Regions from separate parts of the Homo sapiens genome. Here region 2 is linked to region 1. The links are chromatin loops, found by intact Hi-C in ENCODE. Cell type or tissue: heart right ventricle. All regions are shown on one strand. Each heading gives the region's core, and the rest is flanking DNA. Links, peaks and the distances in the headings are about the cores only. Region 1 overlaps FBN1 (fibrillin 1). Region 2 overlaps FBN1 (fibrillin 1).

Region 1 (12,893 bases), core at 3,173-11,172:
TTAGTAAAAAAGGCAGCAATGACAGTGTTTACATGCAGTTTAACCTTTTTAAAACCAAAATCACCATTCTTCCATGCTAGGCTAGAGGCTAAACCAAACAATATTTCACTGCTTATATTAGAGTCAATGCTAACATAAACAGCACTGTCATTGCAAAATTATGTAACGGTAAAGGTGCATATTCTATTCTGACAGATAGAAATTTCATTAGAGTCTGTGAAAGGGTCAGGTAGAGAAACTGCCAAGGGCAGACAGAGCCTAGGGTTACCCACGTAATATCTCAAGGCAGCCACACTTCTACTTAACACAAACAAAAAGCAAGTATGTCAAAGAGCCTACAGGATTCAAAGCTTCATTTAAGGATAGAGGAAGCTATAATTGTAATTAAGAAGAATGTACCTTTTTCAAAGTGTCCCTAAAAGTTAGTATCTGAGTCCTACAACACCTGCCAAAGATCGCATGAGGAGACAATGTGGTATTAAATATTTTTTCTCAACCCATTAATATAAATGACAGCTACCATTCTTATTAAGGCCACTTAGCGTACATCAATATCTAAAAGGTTTAAATGACAGCCCATGTCAGAAAAATTTGTTTAAACAATAGAATTAACATTGGCAGAATGGGGGAAACATCTTTTCCATGCTGGCTGAGTGAGATTTGGGCCCTTTATTGAAGATAACAATAACAAGAACAATAATGATGAGAGTTTGCATGTGCTGAGTGCTAGACATAGTCAAAATGCTTTATGTGTACCCAATCATCTAATCCTTATAATGCAGGTAGGACTGTGGGCCTGATTCTATACCTCTGGTGCCCAGGTACGCCTCTTGCATTACACTGAGGCCTTCAGAAAACTGACATGAATCAAACCTGAAATAAGAGCAAAGAGGCCCATCATTTATAAAGTGAGGCTAAACCCAAGTCTCCAACTGGCAGGGGTTTTTAGGGTGGGTGTGGGGAGTTTCCACCTAGGTACATGCCTTTGAAAGCCAGCAGGTCAGGAAATATGTCATAGTGCACACCTCCCTGAGTTCACATAGATTAAGATAAAATGGGACTAGGCCAAATTGTTACATTTGAAAGAGCTTAAACGACTTCAAATTCCCCTTAATATGTCCCCTTCTCAGTGACACACCCTTTTGCCTTCAGGTGTCTAGTGCCTTTCCCCTTTCCTAAACCACCTTGTTTCTCAGTGGCATGGCTTCGTAACAAATAAAAGCAAGAGTTCTATCTATTACCAGGCTGTGGTGGAAAGTTCCCGACAGCAAAGGCCAGAATAAGGTGTTTGAATAGGATTGACTCACACTCTGAAACTCATTCATATGAATTTATTATTTCTCCAAGTTCTTCCCACTCTGTGTTCATCTCCTTTTAATTGAATTTGAGGCATCCCAAGTTAAGAGGGAATTTGAGAACGGTCACTTTCTCAGTTTCTATAAATCAGGCTGTGTCAAATGCCAGCCATGAAAGCAAACCAGGTGGGGACGCTTGCTGGGGAGTGGTGCTTGGCTGGGAAGAGCTATTTCCGTGCTCTGGACATTTCTCCCTGCTTCCTTGAGGCAGAAAAGGAGGCAGAGCTGCTGGGGAGTAGCTGTCCCATGGTAGCTGTCCATGACCCCACTGGCTTCTTGCTGTGACCTTAAGAAGAGTCACAAATGGCAGATCTCTTCCTTCCTTATTCGCCACCTGTCCTTTGTTTCTGCTCCTTCCCATCCTTCAGTCTCATCTGTTCTCCCAGAGCATTCTTCCCATGCCTAAGCCCCTTCATCCTAGGGCTCCTCTGGCAGAATGGGAGGAAAGAGTGTGGAGGGCAGATGGATGGAGCTTGGTGTCTGTTCTGGGACAGGCATCACCATCTATTACTTGGCTATCTAGAAGCTCCATCCAAGATTGTGGACTTGACAAGAGAAACCTGATCCTGACAGTTAACCTGATCCTGACTGCCTAGATACTAATACAATGAGAGAAAAAAACTAAAAACTGTGGCAGCTGTTTAAAAGTAACATGTGACACACTAATGATCATGAATGCCACTGAGCCTGTGAGCTTAACTTTGATTGTACAAACTCAACCCAGTGTAAAATGTATCACTAAAAACTAAACAAGCTGACTCTTCATGTTGACAAAAACGTCAGCCATACTATTTTATAGTCACATCACGTACGCCAGCTTTTATCCATGCTGCATCCGCCGCCCGATCACAACTTGAAAATGGAGTCTGAATTCTTATCCATGCTGCATCCGCCGCCCGATCACAACTTGAAAATGGAGTCTGAATTCTTATCCATGCTGCATCCGCCGCCCGATCACAACTTGAAAATGGAGTCTGAATTCTTATCCATGCTGCATCCGCCGCCCGATCACAACTTGAAAATGGAGTCTGAATTCTTATCCATGCTGCATCCGCCGCCCGATCACAACTTGAAAATGGAGTCTGAATTCTTATCCATGCTGCATCCGCCGCATCACAACTTGAAAATGGAGTCTGAATTCTTATCCATGCTGCATCCGCCGCCTCATCACAACTTGAAAATGGAGTCTGAATTCTTATCCATGCTGCATCCGCCGCCTGATCACAACTTGAAAATGGAGTCTGAATTCTTATCCATGCTGCATCCGCCGCCTGATCACAACTTGAAAATGGAGTCTGAATTCTTATTCATGCTGCATCCGCCGCCCGATCACAACTTGAAAATGGAGTCTGAATTCTGGAACTGGAAAGAACCCCCACATAGCATCTTGTTCAACCCCCTCATTTGAAAGCTGAAGTAACTCAGAGATGGTAATTGACTTATCTAAGATCACACAAAGCATTAGGGACTTGACCACGGGGCATCAAGGACGGGAGCCAGGCCTGCCTTATTTCCAGGGCTCTTTGACCTTCACCGCAGAGATTTTTTTTTTTTTCAACTAATTGTATAGAGAGAGCCAGTTACCTTGAACAGTGAAAGTCTAGGGCCTGCAAACAGCTGAAAGAGGATGGAGCCCCATCTATGGTAGTGGGTTAAGCCGCCCCGGGAATTCTCCTTAGCTCCTGAGAGGATAAGAGCCCCTAACAGTAAGTAGCCATGAGATAAATATGCTATTATTTTGGAAAGGGGAAGTCCTGAGGTTTTTGGCTCACATATTATGGAGTGCATGGATTTAAAAGCTACACTTTTAAAAAGGTCCTGTGCATCATGCAGTGCTATTATAATTGCTAAAGGCTGGGCTGGCGATAATCTAAATCCCAAAATATTAGTGGTTAATTAGGAATCCAACGGACTTCTTCCAGAAATAAAACTTAATCCCTTAATTACGCTTTTTATTTCTTAATTTCCTCCCATAGTAACCTATGCAAATATGGACTTGGTTTCCAAAGAAAAATGTTCATGTGTTCTTTCAGCATGCGTACTCTACAGTCATTGGAAAGATCAACAAAGAAGGTGGGCATGAACTCTTTCCTTTTTTCTCAAATCACAGCTATAAATCTCAATCTTTTCCTTCTTAAATGTATGAAAATTTAATAATTGTTATTTAAATCCCTTCAACTTGTTAATTTACATTTCAAAATGTCCTCCAATTATATGTATTTATAAAACACTTTTCCGTAACATTTCTTTTTTTTTTAGTTTTTGGAAAGAGGGACATTTTAGGAAGGAAGTGAGAATTCTGCAAGAGGAAGATCTCATGGAAAGCAACTCGAATAATGGCATTCTCAGATCTGAGAGCGTGAGGGTTAGCATCTTGTGAATTTGCTAAAGCCAATTTGATGGAATTGGTTTTTCTTGAAAAAATTCTATGAAAAGTACTCAATTCCTTCCCCTCCAAGTCTAAAGGAAGCTACCTTTAAAAAGCCACTCAAAGCAATGGCAAAGGTACCAGGACATTTTCACAAGGGCACAGAACCCCATGGTTATACTCATCATCTTTCTAGGGAACATATTCAGTGATTACGGGCCAGACTTCCTGGGTTCCCTCTATTGGCCATCTAGACACCAGCCGATGCCCAGAGTTATGCCATTTCCACAGTGAGACACTGTAACCGGAAAAGAGCAAGGACGTCGAAAAAGTGAACCCGGCTTGCCAAGAGCTCTCAGGGTACTTCCTGATTACTTTCTTACCAGAGTAAGACAGGTCAACCCTGTTCACACCAGTCTCCAGGCCAGAGAATGTATAGCACTAACAGGACATTCTCCTCTAGTATCAATTTTGCATTGATACTAGAAGGAAAAGAAGGAAAAAACCATTATCTAAATTAATGTAATAGTAGATGGCAAAGGAAAAAAAAATCTAGCCAAAATAGTCTGTTTTTATCTTGCTGCTGACTTTCACATGTAGCTGGAAAATTTTTGTGTGTGGAAAAGGATTAAGTAATAGACTGAGTTTTTGGTCCACTGGATACACCACCATAATAGGTTTCTTAGCATCAATAAAAAGATTCGAATGATTTTTCTTTCAGTCTGAGCATTAAATTAGAATCTTCTGTCTAGTCCACATCCATAGACCATTCCTGTTAATTGACTTGTCTGAATGAAAAGCAAGAGACAAAATCAATTCTACTCAGGCTGGAAGCCATCATAATTTCAGAAAACAAAACACAGACTGGACAAGTCATAAGGACTATACTCCCCTCAATCTTGAAGCTGATTATATATTCTGAAGCTGAATATATTAAACTGAGAAAGCCTAAAAGATAAAACACAACCTATCGTTGATGTAGGTTTTGCATGTGATAAACTTTAATGGCTTGTTAAGTTAATGTCATATATATATGTGTGTGTGTATATAGATATATGTGTGTCTATATAAAGATATGTGTGTGTGTATATGTGTGTGTGTGTGTATATATATATGTGTATGTGTGTGTGTGTGTGTATATGGCCCGAAAATCTATTCCAGAATAATAACTTTCATCTAGGAAAGAGGACAATGTAATATGGCTCAGCAAGCACCAGAGTGTGAGTTAAAGAGGTAAATTTGAGCAGTCTTGTCTGAATGGCCTCAGACAGGGTACTTAATACACCCAAGACACCATTCCTTAATATATAATGTAGAGTGTGGAAATAGCTGAGTTCTTTGCCCCTTTCAGTGCCAACATTCTCTGCTTCAAATTTAGATCTACAGTACAACTTCTAAAATACATTGGCCTATCAAGAGTCAACTTTATTGTTCTTTGAAACTTAAAATGTTTTTTTAAGAAGTCTTTAGAAAGAACTATTTTTTCACAACTACCCCGAATAACTATGTATAACATGTTCAAGAATGCAGTATCAATTATAAATTCAATGATGATTTATAACCTAAAAACAATTCCAACTCATAAAGATAGTTCTATCAGAGTTAGATTATTCAGTTTCAGGGCAAGTAGATATTAAATGTCTTACATGTAACTTATGAATTGCACCTTAAATTTAAAGCTGTCTTTTGCTCATCTGATATACAGTGGCAACTGACAAGGTTAATTATCCAGCCCAGACAAATAACTTAGAATGTACTCACTGTTAGAGTCTAGGGGCATAAATATAACAGCATCTGTTTTCAATAAAAATGCATCCATCTAAGTGAAACCTCAAGGTGGGGTGAGTTGAGGATGAAGGAAAAAGTTTTCTCTTCTGATCTTGATGAGAGATGTAGCCCTGAGAATGCTGTTACACTATTGTTGGACATTACTATATATAAGTTACATGCACTCATCAAAGAAAAGAGAGTCCAATGCTGCCTACATATTTTCTAGATGCTCCCCTCTCACGAAGAAATTATGACTGTAATTGGAAGTCAGGCCTCATTTCGGCAAAGAGCAGTAGCAGTAGTGGTGACTATAAACACATCCTCTGTATATATATTTGTAGAAGTTCAATCTATAAACTAAATGTAAATATAAAAATTATCTCAAATTACTTTTCTGTTTGACTAACATTAAAAGCTTTTCATTTGATAGGCAATTACCATCCCCCAGAAAAGAAAATCATGAGCATGTACTAGGAGCATAAATATAAGGGTTAATAGATCAATCTGCCTCCCCACACACAAAATCAAACATACCTTTTAACTAGAAAAACTTCGGAAGATATATTATTCTGAATGATATCTAATGACCAAATTTAAATTCATGTCTCTAGAACTATGCAAAAACATGTGTGTTGAACATTTTAAACCAAATGTTGGTTCAAAAATATTTCATGTTTTTAATATTTAATTTGATTCAGATGGACCTCTTGTTTTGGGTCTATAAAAGTGGAAAAAGCTACAGGGTTTTTCTGGTCCAATAGCACAAAGGCATATTATTACTGTTAAAAATATTATATTTACACATTCACAGGGATGACAAAGACAGAAGGATTTAGGAATAATTTGCAAACAAGCTTGTTTCTAATGTTGAGTTTTGCCTGCCCCCACTACACCCCCCAACTGCAAAGCATAAGATTTCTTACCTTCACATTTTTGTGACACTTCATTAAGTTTGTGTCCAGCAGGGCATTTGCACTCAAAAGACCCAACAGTATTAATGCAATTTCCTCCCTGACAGAGCCCGGGGATGGCCTGGCATTCATCCACATCTGTCAGATTACAGAAGACAGAGAGAAAAAAAAAAAACTCATATGAAATTCATTGCAGAATAAAATGTGATAATTTGTCCACAATTATGTTACCATATTTATATCGGTGAGTTATTTGTCCATCACAATATTTGGAATATGATTAGAGAAACTGTTTCTCACAATTGCATTATGTAAAATACATCGTTTGATTAATAATGTTCCATAAGAAGTCACAAGTATTTTTTGTTTTCCCACCTTCCATGTTTCCTAATGTAGAGGAGAGTGCATTAACTTTTGCGGGTTTTAGCACATATGCAGCAAAGTATAAAGATACGTTTAAAAGGCCATTATTCACGGCCTCATTTTTATCTCCAGATTGGTAGTAATAATCAGAGTTATTCAAAAAATCTTGCAAATCAAAATGCAATACATTTCTACAATGAAACTACCTTTAAGAGTTGTACTGAGTGATTTAGTTAAAACGGAATTTATTGAAGGTCACTCAGACTACACGAGACAGCTAATGTTTTTGCGCAAATGAAGTGGAAATGTTCACTTCACATTCTGGAGAAGTGCCTTGCACAGTAAAAATTAAACAACTCAGAAAATTAGGCCAAGAAGTGAGAGAGATTGTTAGGTGAGTGAGTGTGTAGTTTCAGCTGCAGACTTACCTTGCTGGCACAGTGGCCACCAGAAGCCACTTTTGTAAATGTCAGTGAGATCATGTCTTTCCCCAGCTCAACGTGCAAGTGTGTACTATGTCCTGGGGAGTTCGACATGACTTCTCTGATCTTTTACCCATTTTCCACCCTCCTATCTCTCCCACCACACTGGATTCCTCAAATATGCCAAGGATGCACCTGCCACAGAGCTCTGTAAGGCTGCCCCTCTGCCCGGAATAGTCTTCCTCCAGAGAGCTGCATGGCCCACGATGTCTCATCCTCCAGGTCTGTGCTCCAATGCCACTTTAGCCACGAGCCCTTCCCTTGACAGTCCAACAGCAACACCTGGCTGCTGGCTCTAATCATCCTTCCTTCCCTGTTTATTTTTTTCCACAGGACTAACCACCCACTGACCTAATACATGCCTGTTTGTTTTATTTAATAAATTGAATGTCTTCAAAATGTCTTCAATATAAGCTTCCAGAAAGCAGGGACTTTGTCCATTTTCTTCACTGTTGTATAACCAGCACCTAAGGACTAACTTGGGTTCTTATGTGTAAGCCCAAATATTAACCTTCCAGGAGCAAAATTAATCATTTCAGGCTCACTACTTTTGTTATAAAGATTATAAAGTACATGTACATTCTCTCCATCTCTTTGTTCATAACAGAAAAGTCTGATTTAATAAAGAATCCCCAAGCAAACAGTCTAATGTATTCTTTTTGAAACCTGGAAGCTTAATGTGCTCTTTAGTTTCACTCTTCATTGAGTAAAGAAAAAAGTGATTGCTGTTTATAAGATCTCAACCTGTGTTCTTGAGAAAAGTCAGCATGCAGTAAAAGGGATATTAAAGAAACAACAATTTAGTTTATTATAAAAGTATCACTTACTGTTTTAAATGAAATATCTTAACCCACAGATACATGATTATATGTGGAAAATCATTAAATTATGTTTTCTAGCCAATTTCAGTTTTGTCTTAGACCAGAATTTTCCATTCTCTTGATGTGTTGAATGTATTTTTTAAAATGTTTTTGAAAATCAAGATTTTTACATATAGGCAGAACTAGCTGTCTTGTTGATCATGATTTCTGGCCAACAGAAAATATAGACAAGGCAATTCTCCACTGGCTGTATACTCCAGGTCTGAAGACAGAATAAGCTCCTTTATGAACCCATTTGCCCACAGCCCCTCACATCTGACCCAAGGACTGGAAACACCAGCAAGGAGCAAGAGCCACAACCTGGTGGCAGAATCTCTTAGAAAAAACAACAACAACAACAACAACAACAACCAAACATGAAGAATTTCACTCTCAAAATAGCAATATAACTGCCATTGTGATTCAATGGGTTTTCAAAACTTTTCTTATAAAAAACATTTTTTTTCTTGGATGTTGAATAGCAGAGTTAGAAAGAAACAGGAAGCAAATGCTGGAAAGATCCAGATTTATGAAACGAATAGCAAAGCTAAAGAGAAGGCAGTTCATTATCCCCACCCCCCCAATTCCATTAGCACCCTAACCTCTGACAATGGGTCACTGATGGGCAGCTGAGGCAGTTAAAAGTCTAGCTCTCTGGTCACTGTCAACAAGTTCATGGGTATTAGCTAACTTTGTAATCCCAAGATGAACAAATTCTTCAAAACTCACTGGGATTTTCTAAAAACGGGAAAAATAAGAAGGCACCAAAAAACAACTAAACTTTTGTAAAATACTACAATCCATCCCTTGATAATTTTAGAGTTTCAAGGTGACTTATTTCTTCTCCTGACATTCAGAGGGATACATTTAAGGGCATCCAAAGGAGCTGTATGTTGTACATGGGAGCTGAAGGCCAGGAATGACAATATCAGAAGTGGAATTTATTGAAGTGGAATGTAATGGAGACCCACAAAACTGTGTGACTAAGCTCAAGTTCTGTTTTATTGCACATTACCCTTAGAATTAACATACAAAACAACGCCAAAGTATTATCTATTTGCCTCAGAAAAGCATATCCTGAAGTTTCTGAAAATATTGCAACTTGCTATAAAAAGTCCTGAGGCTGTCTAAAGGAAACAGATACAGGCTGAGAGTTTTCAATCCCATCAGTTTAGTGTGGAGCTGCCTCTGTTCACTTCCTCCTGTTTCCTGCCAGACATCCAGACAATAAAAGAATTTGTACAGCTGGAAGAACAGGAGTAAAAGCCAAAAACAGAGTAAGGGCTTCTACGGGAGGCAGGAGAAGCAGCTAGCAGGCGACATCTGGGGATATTTAAAACTGTGAAACAAATCCTAATTTATTTTGGACTTGTAAAAAAATGCAAAATGTAGCATGCAAAATGTCGAGAGAAACAATTTTCTTCAGGTCAATTAAGCACAACCCATGAGAGAGGAACTCAACAGTTTCAAATGAAGAAAAAAAATTAAGAAAAACATAAACTACCTTGTTCACAAACCTTGCTTTGTGTTTCTACACAGCACTGCCATAATGCACTGCATCGCTGTAAACAGAATCACACCACCCCTGGAGTCAGAGGTACATACAAACACCTCTGGGGTCAGAAAGGGGGAATGGTTGGCAAGAAAACATTCAGTAAGACTTCAGCTGCTCTCTCGAGAGCCACGTTCCTAATGCCTTAGTTGGATATCATGCAGTCAGCGAAATTGTGAAGTTATGTAGCTGACACTACTTTTCCATTCTCTTCAACTTCATTGGAGAATGGCTCTCCAGAGCAAATAAGATTAATCCATTAATAATTCCATCAGCCCGGGTTTACCTTGACAAGCTCCCGTGCGGATATTTGGAATGAAGCCACGGCGGCAGGGGTGAGGCTGGGCAGGACACATCTCACAGGGGTGGCCCCAGGCTCGGCCGACTGTGGCACAGCAGAGCGTTTTTGTGCAGACAATCCCGCTGAGTTGTCCCTGGCACATCTGGTTGCTGATCACAGTAAAACATGGGCCTGTCCTGTAATCTGAAAATAAAGAATAAAAATCTGATGAAAATCCAGAAAAGCAGGAACCATCATGCAGAGGAACAGCTGTGCTCCATCTTGCTTGACTCCAAATTGAGAAATGAATTTCAGGGACAGAATCATGCATCACTGTCCCTGTGTAAGGCCTTGGATAGACCATTCTACTTCTGAACCCGATTTCCTAACCTACAAAATAGGGATGAAAACATCAGTTGTTACCCACTTTGAAAACGGCATTGTGAGGATCAGGCGAGCTAATGGAAAACTCTTTACAACTGTGAATTGCTATACAAATGTAACATGGTAATATTATTATCCACTCATTACTTAAGAAAATATATCAGTGCCTACACTGAATCAGCTCCTATGCCTGATACAGATGCTTCAGTGACTAAAAGAGGCCAAATCCCTGACCTCACAGAGCTTCCAGTCTATTGTTATTTAGGGCTGAGAAAGCAAAGAATTTTGAAGCTTGCAGTGAGGCAAGTCATGGCACCTTCTTCCTGGGAGTTCCTTCAATAAAAGAAATGGTTATCTGTTTCTTTTGAGTTGGGGTCATCTTATTTCAAATACAAAACAAGCAAACCAACAAACAAGAATTTAAAATTTTGTCCATGCAAAACACATTAGGTTTTAATATAAAGAGTGAGGACACTGGTCTGAAATCATTGTAACCCCTAGGCAAAAGGACCATCTTAAAGCAAAACAGGGATAAGCTAAGTCCACAAGAGAATTTCCAATCAGAGCAGTCTACCACCAGCTATAAGATCTGCCTCTTTTTTTTTTTTCCTACAGAGAGAGAGCCAACAACAAATAAGAAAGATAAAGACGTAGTGAGCACAGAGGACCAAACCCAGGTTGTCCCCTTGTGAGAGAAATCAGGGCCATAATATCCATTTCCGTGGTTCTACAATGACCTTGACAGACAAGGGAGGCTGGGCTGGGGTAAGACTCATGGGCTTCTATCCACAAACCAACATTTGCATGCTTCCAGGTCATTTTCAGAAGTGTTTAGGTGCAGTGATCCCTGTGAGTCTAAAAATGGACTCAATGACCCCAGTAAGTTCCTTTCACCTGTGAACGCAACAGTTTTATGAAAATCACTGGCTGTGCTAATGAAACTACTGGGATGCTTTCATTATTTTCTTCTTTCTTTAAGTAGCTCATAGGACATCGCAGACATGCTATTTACTAAGGAAAAAAGGACAACTTTTCATTACAGTACCAGCAAGAGTCAACATTCTGGATCGTAACAATGTTTTGGCAATAGCTGAATCTTATCTGCTGGCATCCCTCTATCCTGTGTGTTCTCTCTTGCTTTCTTTTTCTTGCATCTCCACTCCAACCCCTCCCTTGGAATTTCAACTCCATCTGCTCCCCATCACTACGTGCTCTTCCTCCCTCTCCTCTGCTATCTGCAATGAACCACCTCTGTTCAATGGTGTTGCAGAAACAGCACTGCTCTGATGCCCATGCTGTAAGATCAACCTTCTGAAGAATTCCAAAAACAAAACTCCATGCCAGTCATATATGTAAAGAAGACTACCATATCCAAGCTATGGCAGCACTGGAGAGACAGACAGGATGGTCCAAATGCCGAGTCCCCAGTTCCCCAGCTCCCTCCCTCCATGCCAGTGTTATGTCCCACTCACAGGATGCAAGATAATTTTAGATTTTAGTAGTCACATATTAATTTTAATGTGTATTATGAAACAGCATAAATATATCAGACTCATGATTTCACAGTTATGTCTGCTATGAGGATGATGAATTGAAAAACCTTTTAATTCAATTTTTTAAAAATATTAAATACTAGTACAGGTGATATGCAAACAGGTCAAAAATTGTGTGAGTGATATCTACATGCAACCAGACTCACCATGCCAAAAGACAAGCCTAAGACCTCTGTGTCCCTCTTCTCTGCATGATATAGCCCCACCCACCTTTCCAGCCCTGTCTCCTGACACTTTCTCTGTTTATCATTTGTCTTTTTTTTTTTACTTTGTTTATGCATTTCTTACTCTACTGTTTTTTTAGTTTTATATAGTCAAGCTGTAGGTATAGTTTAATATTTTACATTGTATGCCAGATTTATTCAAAACCTGCTATCTTCTTCCACAGATACTGAATTCAAACAAAAATATAAACAAGTATTAAATACTGAGCTGTTGAATAAATCTCAGCCCTCATTTCGTTCTTTCGATGAAGAAAAAGTCACTCAGCACTGCAGTAATTTGGAACAAAATCTCTTTAAAATGCAGGAACTATGTGGACAAAGTGAAATACCAAAGTCATCTTTATTTTTTTGGCTCAATTCTCCCAAACAAATACCTATAGGGATTTAATAAATACATCTTTGCTGTTTGGTCTTTCCTTTCTATTTCAATATTTTATTATGTATTTTAATTCAAAATTAAGTAATTACTTTAGACAATTGAGAAAAGGCAGTAGCATATAAACAAATGTAATTACACCTAAAGAAACCCTTGATAACGTATTGATTATATTATCGTACGTAAGATTTTGTGTGTATGCATGTGTGTGTTTTATTTTTTTAATCATAAAATAAGGATTATACTAAAAATATACTTTTGAATCCTGCTGGATTTTCTTCACTTAACATTGCCAAAGCTTTTTCCCATGTAATAAATGCTATTCTACAATATGATTTTAATTGCTGCATAATTTTCCATCAAGTTATAACAGAATGTGTTCAGTAATTTTCTTACTGTCTATCATTTAAATTGC
Region 2 (12,893 bases), core at 2,661-10,660, 100 kb after region 1:
GAGAAAGTCTCCCTAGAAATAAAATATCAGCTGAACTAAATAGTGTGCTTAGTGACATATTTTGGATTTACACCCTGGCTTCTCATCTCATCATGGACCAGTAACAGGAGTTTGTGGACTGGCATCTTAAGAAGCACTGGTGTAGAGGACAGGAACCAATTTCTTCAATACATAAATTACAAGGAAAAACTGACAGGGGGACAATCTACATATTCAAAAATATTTAAGACAGATCAACCAATTGCAAAATATGGACTTTTTTGGATCCTGATTTGAATAAACTGCAAAAAAACAAATAAAATTTATGACTCAATTAGGAAATTTTAAATATTCACTGAATATTTGATAATATTAGAAAATTAGTGTTAATGGTAAACAGAATAATGTTATTGTGTTTATGTTTCTTAAAGGGCCCTTATCTTTTAGGACACACATTGAAATATTTAAAAGTAAAATGATTTTTCAAGGATTTACTTCAAAATAAATGCAATGAGGGAGAGAAGAAGTAGATAAAACAAGATTGACCATTAATTGATAAATGCTGAAGCTGGATCATCATTGTATCCTTCTTGCTAGTTTTGAAATTATCCACATCTGTGTTAAATAAAATTCTTTTTAAAAAACACAAATTTGCAGCAGCACCTGGCCTAGTCCATCCTGATATCCACAGTCTCCTACATGCCATCATGCCACACTTTTGTTTTCTGTTTTCGTTCACTTGAAGAACCACCTTTATCTGTTACGCAGCTCAACATTCCTGAGAGGGAGGGGACCCCCATTAAGAGACAACAGTCCAATCCCAACATGTGTACCATGTTAAATCAGTGGCAAGAACTAACCAAAGTGTTCCTACTAAGTATCCAGCTACTAAATAAGGTTACAGTTCACTAGATGAAGAATCCAAGAACAAATGACTTCACTACACCTGTGCAAACAATTAACATGTCGGTCCAGGGGATGGATCCCCTTGGGCATCACAGGTCCTTTTTGACATGATTCATTTTCATAAAGACATTTTATCTTTCTTTATGACAAACATAAACCCATCAGTTAACAAAAGATGTGTTTTGGGGGAAGGGGTTTTTGTGTATCAGGTCCATAAAAAGGTTAAATTTGGGTTTTTCTGTGCATAAGTGGAAGAATTCTTATGGACATGGGAAATATGAAATGGAGGGAGGAAATCATTTAGCAAAGAATCCTGGTATGTCTTCTGACCTTTCAATGTGTGAGAATGTGTGTCAAACAACCTATTTTCAAGGAAGGTCCCAAATGCAAATGAGCAGATGAGTCAGTCTGCAGTCAAATTAGACCCTGCTGTCTTCTGTCAAAGTTCAATAATGTCTGGATTAAGTTAGAACTGCTTACAAGCAAAAGGAGAAAAAGTGGTTTGCCTATCTTTGTAAAATACCTGAAAGGTTTTCAAAACTTTAAAAGGAAAAGTTTATTTTATTTGAGGTTTATTTTTTTCCCAGGAAGTCGGTAGAGCACAGAAAATACCCGGTATTTGCAGTGAGCCGAGATTGTGCCACTGCACTCCAGCCTGGATGACAGAGTGAGACTCCATCTCAAAAAAAAAAAAAAAAAAAGAAAAGAAAAGAAAAGAAAGTACCTGGTATTCATTTGTTTGATTTTATATTCTTACTTTTTTACAAACTTTCTGTTGGTGATGGTGTGATTTACCCCACGGGGATGAGAGACATTAAGTAATTTGAACATTTTCAATGGCAAATAGAAAAGTAACTATTATCTGTTCAAATCGTTCCTTATTTAAAACACTCTACTCTTATTTTTATAGGCTGTGAATGAATATGAAGCAACCGCAACTTCTTAGAGTTTACTGCCAATCAGTTAACCAGAGCTGGCATGTAGGGTGCAGCGTATAGGAACTCTACGAAAGCTATGCCTAAATTAAGATAATGTATGTTTTGTTCCACTCTCACGGATGTTCAATAGTTTAAGACCTCTCCGAAAGTCAACTCTCATTAAAATCAAAATGGAAATCATTAAGAGAAAATTTAAAAATAAAAAGATTTTCAATTTCTCAAGAGAAAGAGGACACAGAAGAAGAAGAACAAATAAGAATCTCTTTGTAGTAAATGAGCATTATGTTGCTGCATGGCATGAAGCCAAAGGAAGGGAACGCTCAACTAGAAAGTGGCTCTTCTCAGGGGCTGCCAATCTGAGTCAGCCTGTCCCCAATCACGCAAGCAAGGCCTGCCCACAAAGCACCTAGAGAGGACAGTGATAACAGAGTGGGTGGAGGGAATACTGACGCTATGGAAAAGGGAGCTTTCTCCCTGTGAGTGCAGATGTGTTGTGTTTGCCCATCCAGTATCCCTTCCCCTTCTCTGCTAACCAAACTCTTCGTTTCCTAAGCCCATTCCACATGGTTCAGGCAGGACTAACACATGGCTCAGTCCTGACCAGCTGGAGTGTCCTATTTCTTTGGCGACAGTGAAGGGCGTGTGACTGGGGCAGTGCTGGAGTTCTCCGCGAGATCTGACATGAGCAATCTGGAAAAGAGGGCTTATCTCTTTACCTCTGAGATTATGTGTTGAAAGGCAGTGTGGCTAAGAATTGTAGGTGGTCATCTGGGCTACCCAATTATAACCAAATCCTTACTCCAACAGAGGCAATTAAAGCACATTTCAAGAATAGCGCACCACCTTGCCATGAAACAATTCTAACTCCCAGGGTATCTCTGCACTGCTGCCAAAGAGAATGGTTTTCAACCCAGTCTTTCCATTTACTAAAATTTAAATTCTTTTCACAAAGTATCTTTTTAAAAAATGTGCTAATCAGGAAAGAGGCAAGGCCTATTTGACAGATCTGCCAGTTAAAAAATGCAAACTTTTTTGGAAGAGTTGAGGGGGTGCATATTAATAAGGAATAATATTTAGTAAGTTTGTTTCCCAATGAAGACAACACAATTTAGGGAAAGAGAAAATTTAAAAATAAAAACTTATCCCCAAACTGCCTTTAAGTATAACCAGATCTCCACAGATATAGTAAGTCCATTAAAATTACACTTTTGAACATTTTAAAATTCAGGTTTGCCTCCTGTTTCTTAATATAATCATTTCTATGATGAGAAAGTGGAGACTGTGGTATCCAGATAGGTATGATTATCTAGATTTTTGCTTTAGCCATAAAAAACAGCCTCTTTGGATGACTCTCTGCCTCATTTTCCTTATCTGTAACAGCATTATAATCATTCTCATCATCATAGCTAAACATGTCAGGCATAGTACTAAGAACTTGAAATGTACCATCCCATTAAATCTTAGGACAACACAGAAAGATGAGTAATTTAATCGCATTTACAAGTGAAGAAACTGAGGCCCAGAGAGGTCAAATCACTCGTCTGAGGTTTCCTCCTAGAAGGTGGTGGAGCCAGGGTTTGACCCAAAGCATGTCTATTTCCACACTTCCAAACCTCCCTGAAAGTGTGGCCAAAGGTTATTAGTGATCATTGAAAATGACTCCTTGGTCCTTTAAAATATGGTCCCACAATCAATACCAGTATACCCCACTACCCACAGCCAGGCTCAAATAGGAAATAGTGTGAGGTAATTATAACATATACCCCAGCCACTAGCTCTGGGTTTTTATGACCAAACTGCCAAACATTCCTAGCCAACTCTTCAGGAAATGTTCAGGCACTTTCTCAGATTCCAGCTAAAACACCGACTATGTGACCCTGGGGAGCACAGAGCTCACAGGGTGGTAATGGGATATAAAATTTGCAAACTTGAGGTCAGTGGCCTCAACTCTGGGGTGTGAAGCACCAGCAGTCCATGAAAGATTAAAAAACTATTTGTCTACTTAAAGGCTGCACATCAAGTCCTTCACTGAAAAGCATTTGCCTACATCTCCTCAGACATTAACCCCATCAGAAAGGGAGAGAAAGATATTCCAAATGGCAGTTCTGCCTAGAATCATTGGAAAAAAAGATAATAATATCAACAAGCCCAAGACAGGGTGTTCATTCTGAAAATGAAGCATTGGGTCCTATTCAAACGCAGCTAATGCTCATAACATAGTTGTCACTTGGAGTAGGCAGATGTTTTACAGTATTACTAGGTGAGATGATATGGAGGAAAACACAAGAATTTAAGAATTTTTTTCTTTCTTTAGCATGTTTATTACATAAACTCTTAATGTATAGTTTGGATAACTGAGCCAGCAAGTTACACAACAAGAAACCAAGCTTAATCACAGACCCAGAACTGCCTTAGTTGATCCCAGGTCATTTGACTCTTTGACTGCCAATTAGAAGTGTGAGTATGTGTGTGGTGGAGGGTTGCGGGGAGGAGTCATGCTTCCGATTCCCGGAGAAGACTATTTCTCTTTTTCCAACCACCTGACTGATACCCTCATTGACAACTACCTCCCTCAAAAAGTCCCATCCCACCCAATCCTTTCTAATGTGGAGGTTCCCACTGAGAGCAGGGTAGTACTGAGGATCTAAAACTCTGCTACAGTATCACCCCTTCAGGGCTGACCGCTGAGAGAGTAATCACACTGCCTAAGATCAAATAAATGAGAGAAAGAAAACACCCATGCCCACAGGATTGATAAGGTTTGGTTATTTCAAGTATAGCAGAGAACTTGCAGATACCAGTCCACCTCTTGAGGGTGTGAACACAAAGAGGCCCAATCTATTACCCAACAACGCGCCTCTTAGGTCAGCTCTCGCTACCACGTGACTCAGCTTCCACACCTACGAACCGGAGAGGAAAATAAGCACCTTGAGCACTTGTTCCTGGACCTTCTCTGGGCCTCAGTTTCAGTATTTATACATTTCTAAAATCTGTCCTACTATAACTAATTTATAATATGAATTTTTCTAAAGATGGATGGTCTGGCTATGGAAGAAGATATAAGCCATAATTTCAATGGCAAAAATAAAAGCATTTAAAAATAAGAAGGTCCTTTAAAAGTTATTCATCAAAGGCCCAAACCTATTAGGGTCTGATTACACAATCTTACAAATTAGCACTGAATGAACAGGGGAAATGATACACAATAAACCATTAGTTACAAGAAGCAGGATGCATCAAACTTTACATAGTACCATATACACAGGTGCATACCAGACAATGGATTAACCTGCTTTTCCACTGCATTCCTCTAAATGTTTTCATACGAATCTTTTCTGGCATCCAAGTGTCTTTCTTTTATGTCCTGACTCTCCTCCATAAGCTCTCTGTCCCCTAAAAGAGGCTGATTAAGGCCACAGGTCGCCTGGTCCCAATGCTGCCGGGAGTGAAGGGGTTGTCATCAATCTCTTTCAAAACCCAGCATCTGCTCTGTCCAGCCTAGGTCCACTGGCTGGCAAGACTTTCACTCCAGAACCTTCTCCCAGCTCTCTCCTCCTGCTTCCCTCAGGCTTTCTCCTTCCTTCCCCTAACAAAAACCTTAACCCTGTTTTGCTTTTTGAACACCCCAATGTTCCCAGGTAAAAATTTTGTATTTTACTTAGACCTTGTTTACTTTTCTTAAGGTTTTAACTCTCATTTGATATTCCTATCCTCCCTATTTTATTTGCAGCACAGCTTATGAAATTACTTACAAAAAGAAGATGAAACAATGATGATGAAGAAAAAGAAGAAAAGGAAAAGATGGCAACAAAGAAGGAGAAACAGAACCGGAAAAGGAAGAAGAAGAAACCAAAAAAAAAAAAAAAAAACCACACACACACACACACACACACACACACACACACACACACACACAAAATGAAACCCTGCCTCTGGAATACATTGTCTTTATTAATAAAGATATTACCATACTTCAGTTCAAAACCATGAAACTTGACAGCAGACAATGTGTCTTTAGGGCAGACATAAATCCTGTCTCCCAACACCAACATCATAAAATGGTTGTACTATATTTGGACTTAGATGTGTTTGGATACTTATATTTGAATGTAAGTATGACTGATGGTCTAGGAATTCATAATCCTTCAAAATGTTGAACTAAACCACTTGTTTAATGGAGCAGTTCTCCCACTCTGAGCCTGCTTGCTGTCTGGAATACATCTCCGGCTGGGAATGGTGGAGATAGGGATTTTTGCTTTCTCTCTTCCGCTCTGAGGGAGCTGAATAAATAGAGTCAGTGATAACTTCAACCAAAAAAAAGTCACTTAAGTTGAAAAAGTGGTAGTCACAAGAAATTTAAATCTAGGATTTGATATAGTATAAGACACCCACAATGCAAACTTGACTATATTCCTAATCCAATTTTATTCTATTGATAATGTGGCTACTCCATTTATAAGAAAAATAGTACAGTTCAGCTCATTACAACACCAATTCTATTAGCAACTGCAACCTATTTTTACTTATTAGTATAACCCCTAATTTAAAAAATTGAGGTGGATTACACCAACAGATACATACATTTGAGGCTATAAATAGAAATTGAAAATAAAATTCCATACAGAAGAAAGTTAAAACATACCAAAGTTAATAAATTAGAGTGATTGCCCATTAAATTTATTTCATGTATAATCTTAAAAGCTGATTTTCTTAAAAGCAAATGGAAAATGGTTAGATGTTTTGAAATTCTCATATTTGAATAAAACAAAACATACTGCTTCATTAGGAACTTTCATTTTATTCCTGACAGTTGTGAGTTCTTTAAATGCAGAACTGTGGACAAACTAAGATCAATGCCCTAACATGAATCTAACAGAACATGCAAACACAATATTTATGGAGCTTTTTCATTCTGAAGTTACAGCAGCAAAATACAATGAGGCATCCTCAGTAGAGAACTAAGCCAACTGAACTTGATCAAGTTAGAATTAAAACTTAAAGTATCTGATTAGCCTTCTCAAAGATCTATTGCCTCACAGTGGTAGCTGGTCTCCAAAGATGGCTCCACTTTCTCCCCTCCCAGCAGACACATGATGCTCCTCACATCCAAAGGTAGGTCTTAATAGTCCATGCCCTTCAATCTGGATGAGGCCTATGACTTGGATGGAATTCCAGGTCATGCGATTCCAGGCTAAGTTTGAAGAAAGTCTGGTAGTTCCCACTTTTGTGCTCTTGAGAGATCCTGAACTGCCATGGAAAAAGTCTGGCTATGCTGCTCTAAAGACCATGTAGAGAGGCCACGTATAGAAAGGGGACAACCTGAGACTATATAAAGGAGAATCAAGGAAGCCAGGCAATGTCGAGGACATATGAGTCCATGTGACCCCAGCCAGCCAGCCCCCAGCCCTTCGAGTTAGCCTACGGTCAATATGTGGGATTAACACATGTGACCAGGGTCAGGAGGCTGTTGTTCAAGATCCAGCCCCAACAGACACTCACTCTGAGCAAGGCCTAGTCGCTGCATCTGGGGCTCAGTCTCCCCATTTGAAAAAAAACACATTCAATGGCTCCATCCCGGGGGCAGGTTCAGGCAGGAGACTGCATGAGAGACAGCTTTAAAACTTGGAAGGCCCCCAGCAGAGCCAGACAAGTGGCTCTTTGCTTCCTTTATTCCCCTCCTCAGTGGGTCCATTTAGATAAACCACACCCAAGTAAACAGGGCTGCAGGCGCCAGTGCCTGGTCACAGAACCAGATGCATATGTGAAGAAGTCATACTGCCTGTTCCAGCCCAACTGACATTGTGGGGCGCAGAGACAAGATTCCCCACTGTGTCCTGTCTAAATTCCTGAGCCACAGAATCATGAGAAAGAATAAAATTGTTGTTTTAAGCCACGAAGTCTGGGGCAATTTGTTACGTAGCAATAAAATAACTCAAACACTCACAAATGAAAATACTTTGTTTCATGGTAGTAGAGGGCCTAGGCCTGATCTCGTTTCCCTTTATTTTCTCTTTATGGTGCTACAATGACTTCGTGTATGGTAAGTTTGAATATATATGGAGGTGGGAGCATTCTAGGTCCTCCTCGCCTTTGTCTTTCACAACCAACTAGTCAAGTACTGTCTGCATTAACTCTGGAACCACCTGAGTCTCTTCTTTCTTCACCCCTTTCACTGAATTTGCTCAGACCATCGTGGACTCTCACTGTGACTCCTATATTAGCCTCCTAAATCCAAATCTCCCTGTCTTTAGTCTCTCTTCTCTCTAATCATCTACCCTTCACACCTCTACCCAGTGGCAAAGATCTGATCATGTTCCTATCTTAGAATCCTTTACTAGCTCCCCGTCCTTGCCTTTCACAACATCAGTGACATTTATATTTCCACTAGTCCCTCTCCTTTCCCTAACAACATTGCCACCTATGTACGGGCTCACAAGATTGCTCAAGGTTGCAAACTGCACAGCTCCAGAGGGCACTCGTTTCATAGACTGCACTACAAACCATGTCACTTGGAACCATGCCGTGCCAACCCTGCCCAACTGCAGTCAATGTCCTAAGACCTCAGACACTTCATATCCCTTTCCCTTGATGTATTTTTCACTCATCTTTCCTTTATTTCTCAGCTATACTTACTCCAAGCTCTAGTCTATATAATTAACCATACCCAGTTAATCAGCTCATCAAAATTGCTCAGAGTTCAACTATCAAAAACTATTCTATTGAACATGTGCCGCATACCCAGTTCCTAGATGTTCCTAGAGATAAATAAAACAAGCAAGATCTCTGCCTTCAAGGAGTTCTCACTCCTAGTAGACAGTCACTTTTTATCACGTAGATCAGAGGTTGTTAAACTTTTTCTGTAAAGGACCAAAGAGCAAATGTTTCAGTTTTATGGGCCATACTGTCTCTGTTGCAACTACTCCACTCTGCTGCTGTAGGGAGAAAGCAGCCATACATAATAAGTAAATAAACAGGCATGGATTTGTTTCAATAAAACTCTATTTTCAAAAAAAGTGAGCTTGGTCTTCAGTTTGTTGACCACTGATAAACTTTTTTTTTTTTTTTAAGACAGGATCTTGTTCTGTCGCCCAGGCTAGAGTGCAGTGGCATGATCATAGCTCACTGCAGCCTCAACCCTCTGGGCTCAAGTGATCCTCCTGCCTCAGCCTCCCAAAGCACTGGGATTACAGGAATGAGCCACCATGCCCAGCCCTAATAGACTTTCACTGTAAAGTCACTTCTGATCAATCCCATTCCCACAATGATGCTTCCCTTGGCTTGTAACAGCATCTGCCATCAATAAATGTTGAGTCTTTCCACATAGCAATGGTGGGAGAAGATTCTTGGGAAACGAAGGTATAAAAGGTATGAAAGAAAAAAATTTACCAGCTACAAGATTTATTATAACTGTAAAGCAGTAAAATATTAAGATTAAGAGCTCCAGCTATGAAGCTAGATTTTCCAACTCTACCACTTACTAGTTTATGTCCCTGGAGTAATTACTGAAACTCTGCATCCCTTGTTTCTTCATTTGTTAAATGAATAAATAAGCTTAATTTTCCTCATAAAGGATTTATGTTTTAAAGGAATTAGTATTTGCAAAGTACAATCATAAGTGATACATCAGAGCTTTTTTTTTTTTTTTTTACCATTATGGCTGCAATTTAATGTAAAAAATTGGGCTGAGTTTACAGGCAACCAAGGTTAAAAAATGAAAAAGAAATAATTAAATAACTCATATGACTGGTCGTGATTTAAGACACATACCAATTTCCACTGGAAAGAGAAATACTTCTTGCAACCCTATTCAGAGAGATTTCTCACAGGGGACATGACAGCAAGAGGGTTCTGAACAACATAAACAGCAATGCCTCCAGCTCAGAAGCCCACACAACGCCCAGCAGGCTGCCTGCAATGGTTACCTACCACCCTCACACAAGTCAAGGTCTAATATTAAAATATAATACGCTGTCCAAAGTCCCACTGGCTCTAACATCCTATGATTCTTTCTGTTTTATTAATGTCTTTGCAGAAAGTTTCTTGTTGGACTAAATAATACTGTGTGATTAACCATACTTAGGATTTGTGAACTAGCATGAAAGAATATTAGGAATTTTAAGTGGAATTTTACCAATGTCTTGGGCCTGCATTTTTGTCTGGTGGAATGAAAAACCAAAACCATAACTAAAATTAATGGAGAAAGAAAAGTTAACGTTAAGTTTTGTCTTTAGAACTTAACCTCTGCATACCTCGGCTCTCACATCTGTGAAGGGAAGCTTATGAAAGCACCCAGCTTGTAGAGTGGCTATGAGGATTCAATGAATTATCATATGCAAAACAGTAAGAACAGTGCTTAGCAACATATAGTGCTTAGTAACATATAGATGTTACCTAAATGTTACCTACCATGGCTGCAATTGTTATTATGTATTTGTTTAGACTTAATACCAGACCCCCTTTCCAGGGACGCTGTCCTTCTGTGCACTCACGGTTCCTGAAGTACCCCCAGGGTTATGGGGTATATGTCTCTGGCCTTCCACAGAACTAAACTCAAGCTAGCATTCAATCAAGACTTCCTGAATTAATGAACTTTCTGAAACCCCACTTAATGATGAGTTAGTGGTAAAATGCTTATAATAGGATTCTTGTCTTCAATGATTTAACTATCTAATGAGAAAATCGACTTGAACAATCATGAAACGCTAAACTATCATGTGCCTGAGTTAGGCCACATAACTCAGGCCTGATATATTATTGATGTCGGTTTCTTCAAAGAATCTCATGGGAAAAAATTCTAAGTTGCTTAAGCAGGCCCATTTGCTGGGTTCATGTTTAAAAACAAAGAAATTGTTAAAAGAATGTATTTCTCTTTCAAGAAAACATTTGTAAAATCTTATTTTCACATTGAAAATAAAGCTAAAACTCCCAAAGTGGTTAGGCTGATTGGCTTACTGGAAGAAAAAGCCAACAAACTGGTACATGAATACTCTAATAATTTTTTAGTATTTTGCTTGATTAGAGTCATCAGTATAATACTATAATTTTTAAAGTATATGCTACACAAGACGATAAAGGAACATTTTAATATTCTTTAAAATTCCAAATAAGGTTGAAGGGAAGTCTGTACTCCATTTCCATCAGCTCTCATCTCATTTCACCATAGGCTGATGTATGTTTTAATTAATTTGTATTACCAACTTACACATTTTTATAAACAACCTCTATGTCTTCAATGTTACAAAATGAGTCACATAAATAAATATTTTGTCTCTACCTTCTTGTTTCATGTGTGGAATTGCTGAAATCTTCTATTTAAGAACACTATATCCTTTTTTAAAAAAAAATTGTGTCCCAATATTTTAGCTTAATCTTTTCAATAAATGTAAACCATACCCCTGCAGGAGTCTTTCCCCATATTTAATTATTAGCCCATCTGACTTCAGGTGAAGTCTTAAAGTCCCCTTTATAAAGTAAAATGGACTTTATAAAGTCTACAGAACTTTTTCTGTATTCCCTATTACAGTTCTTTATTTTAATAACAGACTTCTACATAACTAATCCCTTGGAGTTTGCCATCACATAATCTACCATGGGTATGAACTGTTCCATGTGTATTTTTCTGGCAACAAGACCTCTGGAAAAAAATAAACAAATAAACAAAGACCAAAAGGAATCACACACAAGGGGACAAATTGTGTCAAATACAACTGGTCTCATGTACCTATAAACCACACAACAAGGGCAGAAGTCTCAATCCATCTTCTCCAAGGTTTGGGAAAGGAGATCTCACTGTGAAGAACTTTTCCCCCTTTGACAGGAAACAGTAATATTTCCTTACTTGGGAGCTAAAGCAATAAGGCAATCATAAATAAATGGTGCATAACTATTGCTATTCAAGTACAGTTGAGTTTTTTTTTTTTGGACTGTCTCCCACACTTTTTGCCTAATCACCATTTAGAGTTTAGCTGAGAAAAATTCCCATGAATTGAAAGTCAAACAAATAGCGTTATGATTTTATTATTTTTCATAAACCCATTTCACATATCAAGCAATGCCCAAGGAAAAGAAAACTACTATACATTTATTATTTCACGTGGTTTTGAAACTTGAACAAATCTCATTTGAAAATAGAGAAAAATGCAATTTTTGCAGAGTAGATGGGGACCACACTGATTCCATTTTTAAAAAAGGATTTCCTGTAAAAACAGAAATTGGCAATTTACTCTAAGAAAACACAGCAGAAGCTGGGAAGAAACTTGAGGATGCCTAAATTTCCACTGTGGAACAACTTTTGCTGCCCAGTGGGGAGAGAATAAAAAAAAAAAAGAACACCTGCAACAGGGGGGGAGGAGAGGAAGACAAGCTGGGACTGCACATCCAGTGAGCAGAAAATGAGGCAGTTTTCTAATCTAGGAAGAGAGGGAGCTGACAAGAAAGGAATATATATGCATTTGAAGAATACCAAGGCGGATTTTGTAGTCACCTGCCACATCAGAGAAAAACAAGAAGGCAGTATTTGCTGGGGAGAAGGAACCAGTGCACAGCAGATACTGATGAGTTTAAGGTACCTTTTAACTAGAGGAAAGATTAGTGAGGTGCTGAAAGTTGCTGCCACCAACTGGGCATCAGGCAGACTCGGGGGTTACAAATCACTTTCACTTCATAAACTGTGCATCTCCAATCAGAATGGTAAACAGGTTTCACTGTAGTCAAAGAGGTGAGTTTTGAAGCCGGTAATATTTTAACAGACAAAAACAGAAATTTTAAGCAATAACTGGAAAAATGTAGTACATAACTGCTTTTTCTGATGATTTATACAGCAGGGCACCGTTAAAGGATTTATTCATATGAGACTGTAACGGCAATAAGCAGAGGGAATAAATTTAAAATGTTATTCAAATTTAACATAAGAATTGGGGTTTGCTTAAAATCTATGGGAAAGACTTTGATCCAGCAATTCTATTTTTACTAATTTATACCACATATAAACACGTGTATGTAAACACAGGTATGCAGAAGAAAGTTGGTAATAGCAAAAGACTCAATGTAATCTAAAGAGCCATCACTAGG

Evidence for each region. A loop is a pair of places that touch in the nucleus more often than their neighbours do. Peaks named below come from ENCODE experiments on the same cell type or tissue, not always from the same donor. Only the 100,000 strongest peaks of a DNase experiment are listed, where the experiment ranks them.
Region 2: it touches region 1 in a loop (2.0-fold over the local background); 26 of 110 quality-filtered maps call a loop at or near these places.

The regions. Positions count from the first base shown.
Region 1 is chr15:48,527,664-48,540,556 of GRCh38, forward strand. FBN1 (fibrillin 1) reads right to left here. Exons shown (of 66, transcript NM_000138.5): 7 at 9,948-10,145; 8 at 6,417-6,542. LOC124903488 (a long non-coding RNA gene) reads left to right here. Exons shown (of 3, transcript XR_007064628.1): 1 at 1-3,061; 2 at 3,332-3,428; 3 at 3,615-3,694. Among named protein-coding and RNA genes, the nearest start is that of FBN1, 110 kb to the right of the region's middle. RefSeq lists an enhancer at 2,070-3,269. In heart right ventricle, for the core only: no CTCF peak of the experiment used is centred there; no DNase peak of the experiment used is centred there; H3K27ac peaks cover 3,417 bases.
Region 2 is chr15:48,629,165-48,642,057 of GRCh38, forward strand. The region is part of intron 2 of FBN1 (fibrillin 1); the gene reads right to left. Among named protein-coding and RNA genes, the nearest start is that of FBN1, 10 kb to the right of the region's middle. In heart right ventricle, for the core only: no CTCF peak of the experiment used is centred there; no DNase peak of the experiment used is centred there; H3K27ac peaks cover 3,403 bases.